Linked DNA regions of Homo sapiens: region 2 is linked to region 1. Evidence: chromatin loops called from intact Hi-C (ENCODE). Cell type or tissue: Caco-2. All regions are shown on one strand. Links, peaks and the distances in the headings refer to the core of each region. The heading gives the core; the rest is flanking DNA.

What was found. A loop is a pair of places that touch in the nucleus more often than their neighbours do. Peaks named below come from ENCODE experiments on the same cell type or tissue, not always from the same donor. Only the 100,000 strongest peaks of a DNase experiment are listed, where the experiment ranks them.
Region 2: it touches region 1 in a loop (1.9-fold over the local background); 2 of 110 quality-filtered maps call a loop at or near these places.

Annotation. Positions count from the first base shown.
Region 1 is chr14:74,359,799-74,364,190 of GRCh38, forward strand. It overlaps VRTN (vertebrae development associated), which reads left to right. Exons shown (of 2, transcript NM_018228.3): 2 at 1-210. Among named protein-coding and RNA genes, the nearest start is that of VRTN, 14 kb to the left of the region's middle. In Caco-2, for the core only: a CTCF peak has its summit at 2,707 (motif pointing right); a DNase peak (open chromatin) is centred at 2,743.
Region 2 is chr14:74,436,940-74,441,331 of GRCh38, forward strand. It overlaps a transcript of SYNDIG1L not described here. Among named protein-coding and RNA genes, the nearest start is that of SYNDIG1L, 13 kb to the left of the region's middle. In Caco-2, for the core only: no CTCF peak of the experiment used is centred there; DNase peaks (open chromatin) are centred at 931, 1,492 and 1,802.

The DNA.
Region 1 (4,392 bases), core at 282-4,281:
GGGTGCTTGATCCACCTGCTGGGACCCTGCAGTCCTCGGCCAGCCTGGCTGTCAGTTGGGGATTCCACCTTTCTGCTGAGCGTCTTCTCGGAGCTGGAGGCCCATCTTCAGTGAGAGATCACAAAGCGGCCAGGCAGGTGGGAGACTGAATTTGCCTTGTTCGAGAGTAACGTTTGAAAACCAAAGAAATAAAGTGATGCAGTGCCCACAGTGCTTGGTCTCTGGTATTTGTTTTGCCAGGATGTGATTGCCCATTCCCATGCTCCCCTTTGGCTTAAGGGGACAAGAGTGACCTTCTCTTTCTCGATGGGATGCACTCAGGTCTAGAGCTTGGGGGATGAAAAGAGTTATTCTGGGGACTCTGAATTGGATCTAGAAGTGACCTTGGGTGCTTTTCCAGCTGAAGGGTGGGGCTCTGGCTACCTGGAAATGCCCTCCCTCCCATGGGAGAAACCTGGCGTTCCCAGGTGGGGAAGGGGTTGCTGCCACCACAGGTTGGCTCGACAGGGGCCCACTGTGAGGCTGGCCCTGGGCCATGGAGGCCAGGCCAGCACCTGGAGTCAAGTCTGTGCCAGACATTCTATTTAGTCCTTGCAATGTGCTCGGGCAGGTAGGCCCAGTCCTGTGACTGGGACACTCTAAGGACACAGCCTTAGAGTGGCTAATTTGCATGCTCCCTCTGTCTGGTGGGACAAGGGTGAGGGCAGCCTGCTGTAATGAGCAGCAGCAGGGATGTAATGGGAGCTTTAAGCCCAGGCCTTTGCCTGTTTGGTGAGGGAGGAATCATTAGGGAAGAAGTTCCCGTAGGCCCTTCTTCTGTCTGGGTTTCCTGCAGTGGCTGGCATCCTTGTGCTCCTGGGGAGTCATTCTTGCCTCTGCTTTTTATTCACCCCACATCCAATCCATCAGCAAGTCCTATTGACGCTGACTCCAAATGATACCCAGAACCCTCTCTCCACTCTACTGCCATTGTCTCTCCTGGCCCACATCACAGCTTCCTACCCCATCTCCCTGCTTCCCTGCTTCCACTCTTGCCCCTATACCCCTATACAACCCATTATTTTTATGATTTTTTGAGACAGAGTCTCGCTCTGTTGCCCAGGCTGGGGTGCAGTGATGTGATCTTGGCTCACTGCAACCTCCACCTCCCAGGTTCAAGCAATTCTTTGCCTCAGCCTCCCAAGTAGCTGGGATTACAGGCACCTGCCATGATGCCTGGCTAATTTTTGTATTTTTGGTAGAGATGGGGTTTCACCACCTTGGCCAGGCTGGTCTTGAACTCCTGATCTCGTGATTCACCCACCTCGGCGTCCCAAAGTGCTGCAACCCATTATTTTTATTTATTTATTTTTTGAGTCAGAGTCTCTCTCTCTCACCTAGGGTGGAATGCAGTGGCACAATCTCAGCTCACTGCATCCTCCACCTCCTGAGTTCAAGCAATTCTCATGCCTCAGCCACCCATGTAGGTGGTATTATAGGCACGTGCCACCATGCCTGGCTAACTTTAGCCTTTTTAGTAGAGACGGGGTTTCACTATGTTGGCCAGACTGGTCTCGAACTCCTGACTTCAAGAGATCTGCCTGCCTCGGCCTCTCAAAGTGCTGGGATTATAGACGTGAGCCACCATGCCTGGCCCCTATACAACCCATTCTCCATAGAGCAGTGAGAGAGTTTATGAAATCGGATTTTCACTTTCCTGCCTAAAATGTGTCCGTGGCTTCCCTTTACTCCTAGAATTCCTTGTGCTGCTTTACAAAGCCCAGACAATCTGTCCCTGACTCTGCCTCTTGCTCCATGCTGGCCCTAACCCACCACGCTACAACCATACCAGCTGCCTCTGGTCTTGAACACTTGTTTCTGCTCTAAAGGCCCTTGCATTTGCTGCTATGGTCTAGAATGCTTTTCCCTGTCATATTTACATGGCAGACTTCTTACCATTCAGATCTCTGAGGGTCACCATCACACCACAGTTTTCATTCTCATGGTGTTTACTCCCATCTGATGTTTCTCTTGTTTATTTGTTTATTTGATTATTGCCTACCTCCCCAGCAGAATGTAAGCTCCATGAAAATCTGGGCTTTTCCCTGACTTGCTCACACCACTGTGTTCCCAGCAGGTAGATTCGTTCCTGGCATCATAGGTGCTAAAATGTGTTGAAAGAAGGAATGAGTGAAATGGGGTCTCTATCCCTTTCCTGCTGTTTTCCTTTGGGATTTGGTTTTATCAGACATAATCCCCCTTCCTCCATATTTCTTGTGGACCATTTTTCTGCATCCCCACAGCTACCCCCTAATCTATACCAGCATCTGTTCCTCATCTTTGATACTGGAACAGTTTTCAAACTGACTCTGCCTCCACTCAAACTATCCTAGTTCTTCCTGACAGGCCAGAATGATCCTACTGAAAGTCTGACTCACTGCTGGATTTCCCGTTGGCCCTCAGTACAAAATCCTAACTGTTTTGAGGCCCACCTGATTCTGGCCCCTACTTTCCTCTCCGGCTTATTTCTCCCCACCAACCCTCATTCAGACTGACCTTTCCCCCTGCATTCTTTTCTCCCTCCCACAAGTGGCATTGTTGAGGCTCTGTACTGAGCCCTGGAGTCTTCACTGAAGCCCCACCACCAATGTAACCATTTGACATTTGATGGAGGGGTTGGACTGGGAATGTTACCATCTGGCCTGCAATAGCCACATATAGCCAGCAGATGGCAATCGGGTGCAGCAACAGACAAAGTCTCTCTCTGGGTTCCCAATCCGCACGCGGCTCTGATTTCCCAACCCCCGGTGTATCCGCCTTACTGCTTTGGCCATCCAGGGTGGTAGCAACTTCCTGAGAACTACCCTTATCGGGGTTCTGGATTCTCCTATTTGCTCTTTTGCCTGAACTCTCAAACCAGAGCAAATCCTCTGATGCCTGGAGGAGTATCTCACAGCGGGGTCTAAAAACCACCTGGATCGCAGTCTCCGTGGGAACTTATTAGGAGCGTGAATTCCAGTGCCCCATTCACACCTGCTGACTCCAACCTGAGACATTGGAGAGGTAGTATATGCACACGGATGAGTTACATAACCTTGCTGTGCCTCACTTTTTCCATCTGTAAGATGGGATTACAGTAATGCCTATAGGATAGTATCCTGCACATAGTGTTAGATAAGCCCAGTTTCAGAACCTCTGGGAGTCTGATTCCTGTTTTCTAGGAGGAAGTCAATACCCATGGATACTGTCGTTCAAGGTTACCCTCTAGGTTAAAGACACTCCTGTCCCAGGACTGAAAGGTGTTTTTGCCAGAGGCTAGCCCTGAGCCCTGAACTCACAGGCAGAAATTTTAGCTTCTGTTGGAAGAAATTAAGATAAAAAATGGTATATCAATATTTATAGATTTGGAAAAGGTTTCATAAGTATGGATAAGTTATTCTTGTGTAGAAAAGCTGTTTCCTTTCTAATCTGCTTAGAAAGGCAGGGATACCAAGTGGTGACCGTATTTGCTAAGAATACTTCATGCTGATTTTTGAAATCAACATCTGTTGAACTTATTTGTATTTTTCTTCACCATTTTCTATCTCTGATGCAGTGTAGAAAGTCCAGTGAAATGAACAATGTGTGAATAAAGGAAGAAAAAAATGTGAGGTTAACTTTGCATCTTCTTCCAACATTCTGTGTATTTGTAATGTAACAAGTTCTTCTAACAATTTTTTTTTTTTTTTTTTTTTTGAGACGGAGTTTTGCTCTTGTTGCCCAGGCTGGAGTGCAGTGGCACAGTCTTGGCTCACTGCAACCTCCGCCTCCTGGGTTCAAGCAATTCTCCTGCCTCAGCCTCCTGAGTAGCTGGGATTACAGGTGTGCACCACCATGGCTGGCTAATTTTGTGTTTTTAGTAGAGACAGGTTTTCACCATGTTGGTCAGGCTGGTCTTGAACTCCTGACCTCAGATGATGTTAAGATTTAACAATCTTAAATATAAAAGCTTCACCTCCCCCCACAAAAAAATCCAGTGAAACATTGAATAATTTAAAAAAATTATCTCCACATTTATCCCCTGGAGGAAGAGGATTTTGGTGGAGATCAACATAAGCTGCTCCCCAAATGTTTCTCTGGAGTCCAGCACTCAGGCCCCAGGGCATTGCTGGTGGCTTCTGGGTCCTGAGCAGCCACCTCATATCCCAACTGCCACTCCTGGATGTCCCACCATTGCCTCATTCTCACTGCCTGCCAATCTGGGCTCATCCCCCCCATTACCCTGGGACACACTTCTCTGAGTATCTTTCACCCCAGTTTCTGCAGCATCAGGTTCTTAGTTAAACTGTCCAGAAAGCTAAGAGTTGTCCTAGAACGTTCTCTCTCCCATACCTCTATCCCAGCAGGACCCTAGAAAAATGGCGGGTTTCACAA
Region 2 (4,392 bases), core at 254-4,253, 77 kb after region 1:
GGCTTCCTGTAATAGCTCGTATTTTCCCTCCCATAGCACTCAGAGCGTTGTACTTTTACATCATACTTGTCTCTCCTTCACTTGACTCTGAGTTTCTGGGAGGAGGTTGGGGGTGTATTTCTATCCCTTGTACCTAGCTTATGCCTGACATAAGTAAACACTTAATAGATGTTTGCTGAATAAAGAAAAGCAACCATTCTGCCTCTACTGCCTCCAGCATATAAGCTCTAAGGCCCTTGCAGCTCTGATGTCCTGGGACCTCATGCCTGCTGTTTGAGGCATGGATTTCAGTGACAGGGGACTCAAATCATTGAGGCAGGGCATGACTTCACTTAGTAGTAAAGGAAACCACCTCACTGTAGCCCCTCTTTTCCTCCTCAAGTACCTAATGATAAATCGATCATGAACAACAGTGGAGACTTGTGGCTTACTTCACATCTCTTTTGTTAGAATGACCAGGGCTGGAAGAAGTCCAGCAGAAACTTGCTGTCCACTTCTAACAAGGTCTTACTCATGTACCTGGTTGCCAGGCAGGTGAGGCTGGGAAAATTTAGTGGCTAGACAACACAGAACATGCAAGAAAGGAAACTAGCTAAGAGTATTTGCAGATTAGAATGGCAAGGAAACTAGATGGAAACAAACATTCAAAGTACCTGCCAGGCTTTTAATAATGTCAGAGGAGAAGAGCCTGGAACCAGCTGGAGGAAAAAGATAAGAAACACATTTATTTCCTCTGCCTGGACCACATCAACTATCCCCCAGCTCCCACCCCTATACCTTGTGTTTTACTATTAGCAAACAATTGGTTGCATTTCTCAGGCAAGCTTCATTGTGTCAATCTCTCTTTAGTAGGAAAAGCTGAGTCCAAGATGTCAGCAAATTTGTTTGGCAGCCGCTCAGGGGCTGTTTTGCTATCCATGGTGCTGACAGCCCTACTATAGGGCCCCCAAACCTCTGAGTCTTTAGCCACGTTCTTCTGCCCCCACAGATGACCCTGCGATGAATGATAGAAAGAAGCTGGGATGTGGACAAGGAAAACCTGAAGTCCTGTCTAGAAATATAGGTTCACAGTCAGACTATTATCTGAAACTCTTGGCACCAGATGTTTTCCAGAATTCGGATTTTTTCAGATTTTAACAAGGAAATATGGTGCACCTACTGTATGCTATATAAAATCCTTGGTGAGGTCTGTGGCAGCACCACATAACCAAGCACATCAATATCTCTTCAGTAAAATGTATGACTAGTCATCCTAAGTGTGATCAATAAAGATGTTAAGTAACCTTATGGTGGTTTAGGTCAGGGTCTTCCTCTTAATGAGTTCTCCTTAGGCTTACAAAAAAACTTTTGGTTTCAGAGTATTTTAGATTTCAGAATTTGGGTTAAGGAATTGTGAGCTCACAGCAGTTCCAACTCCACCTTAGGTAAACTCACCTGTAAAAATTCCTGCGATTGATTAAACTTTCTAAGCTTGTAAATTTCCTGGCAGGGAGTTGGCGGCAGGGGATGGATGGGAATGAAACTAAAGCTTGGGCCATCTATTTCTCAAACTCACCCCACCCTCAAAGGTTCACAGGCAGAAAACTTTCTCCTCAGGTCAAATTGCTAATAATTATTGAGGAATAGCTACAGATCCTGGAAGCCTCATGGGTGACACACAGACTGAAAAATTAAAAGGCCATTAGCCCTTTTCTTACTACTCAGAAGCCTGACTGTCCCTTGACCCTGGGCAATCTTACATTTCCTAACACCCAACCATGAGCATAGTTGGAATTCCTGTAATGGGGGAAGAATGTTCTGTTATCAGTGCCTAAAAATGGCTACTAGCCCTAGTGACTGCTCACTACCTGCCACGTTCTGTACAAAGTACTTGACATGCATTAGCACTCTTATCCTTATCACTGCTTTGTAAGGCAGTACTATTCCATTTTGCAGGTGAGGAAACTGAGGTTCTTCTGAAGTCAGGTGTTCAAGACCAGCCTGGCCAATATCATGAAACCAAGTTTCTACTAAAAATACAAAAAATTAGTCAGGCGTGGTGGCACGTGCCTGTAATCCCAGCTACTTGGGAGGCTGAGGCAGGAAAATCACTTGAACCCGGGAGGCAGAGGTTGCAGTGAGCCGAGATTGTGCCATTGCACTCTAGCTTGGGTGACAAGAGCGAAACTCTGTCTCAAAAAAAAAAAAAAAAAAAAGGCTCAGCTCGGGGGTTTCCTCCTTGGTGTCTTTTCCCAGACTCCTCCGCCTGGGCTGGATGCCCCCTCTCTGGCTTCCTGTAATAACTCGTATTTTCCCTCCCATAGCACTCAGAGCGTTGTACTTTTACATCTTACTTGTCTCTCCTTCACTTGACTCTTGAGGGTCTGGGAGGAGGCTGGGGAGGTTCAGAGGTTAAACAACACACCTTAAGTCATAAAGCTGGTAAGTGGTGGAAACGGGGATTTGAGCCCTGATCAGTCTGACCTCAGTGCCTGCATTGCTTCTCTCTTGCCTGCACAGTCTCACTGTCATGAGTCTTGGCTTGAGTGTGAACAGGGAATTAAATTGCTGCTAGTCTTGGATCAATTTACTTTGTGGCGGGTTTTTAGTTAACTATGCTGTGAAATGATGTATATTTACATTTACAATATATTGTTCAGCTTAAAAAATTATTCAAGTAGGCCAGGCGCAGTGGCTCATGCCTATAATCCCAGCACTTTGGGAGGCCGAGGCAGGCGGATCACCTGAGGTCGGGAGTTCGAGACCAGCCTGACCAATTGGAGAAACCCCGTCTCTACTAAAAATACAAAATTAGCCGGGCGTGGTGGTGCATGCCTGTAATCTCAGCAACTCGGGAGGCTGAGGCAGGAGAATCGCTTGAACCCAGGAGGCAGAGGTTGTGGTGAGCCAAGATCGTGCCATTACACTCCAGCCTGGGCAACAAGAGTGAAACTCCATCTCAAAAAAAAAAAAAAAAATTATACAAGTAATAATTGCTTATGAAGTGGAGAAGTCAATGGTATAAGGGTGCTCCCTGCTTATGGCCTCTCCAAGCCCACTTCCAACTGATTAACTATGTATTGTATATCCTTCCAGAAGTTCATGTGTACTTTTCAGTACAATAGGAGATTACACATAGTCTACCATGGCATTATTTTTGGCCTTAATAATGCATCTCGGGCTGGGCGCGGTGGCTCACGTCTGTAATCCCAGCACTTTGGGAGGCCGATGCGGGCAGATCACGAGGTCAGGAGATTGAGACCATCCTGGCTAACACGGTGAAACCCCGTCTCTACTAAAAATACAAAAAATTAAGGCCGGGCGCGGTGGCTCACACCTGTAACCCCAGCACTCTGGGAGGCCGAGGTGGGCGGATCACGAGGTCAGGAGACCGAGACCATCCTGGCTAACACAGTGAAACCCCGTCTCTACTAAAAATACAAAAATTAGCCGGGCGTGGTTGCAGGGGCCTGTAGTCCCAGCTACCGGGGAGGCTGAGACAGGAGAATGGCGTGAACCCGGGGAGGTGGAGCTTGCAGTGAGCCAAGATCGCGCCACTGCTCTCCAGCCTGGGCGACAGAGCGAGACTCCGTCTCATAAAAAAAAAAAAAAAAAAAATTAGCCAGCATGGTGGCAGGCGCCTGTAGTCCCAGCTACTCGGGAGGCTAAGGCAGGAGAATGGCGTGAACCTGGGAGGCAGAGCTTGCAGTAAGCCGAGATCACGCCACTGAACTCCAGCCTGGGGGACACAGCGAGACTCTGTCTAAAAGAAAAAAAAAAAAGTATCTCTCAATATCTAAACATATAGAATACCTCATGTTTGTTTTTATTACACTATTTTTTTTTAAAGACGTGATAAATGTACCAGGCAAACAGCAGTGAAAGGGATACATTTCTAATTACTAGGCTTTAAGGCACATAGATATAGCTGTTTGTTTTTGAGGAAGCACAGCACAGTGGTTAAGAGCATAGAGCATTTGGAGATAAGTCCCCAGTCTGTCCCTCATGGACCTTGTAATTTTGGATAAATCTCAATGTCTCTGAACCTCAGTTTTTTTATCTGTAAAGTGGGACTAATCATGGAACTTCCCTCATGGAACTGTATAAACAAGAAAAGATAAGGCAGTTAATGGGTTTAGTACCATGCCTGCCGGGGACAAAGAAAGTTATTATGGTTCAAGTCAGAAGCAGCCACACTGCTACTGCTAGAATAGATATATGAGTCCTCCTAAATTTGCTTGTCGGATAGCCCTTAGTTGATAACATTGAGCTTTGTTTTGTTTTGTTTTTAATCCTGGAAAGTTGGAATAGGTGGATCCAGGGATCTCTTGCTCTCCTGCCCACACTGCTTCACCAATTACAAATTAACCACACTCAAAAAAGTTTGGAAGCACTGCTTTTGACAGATTGAAC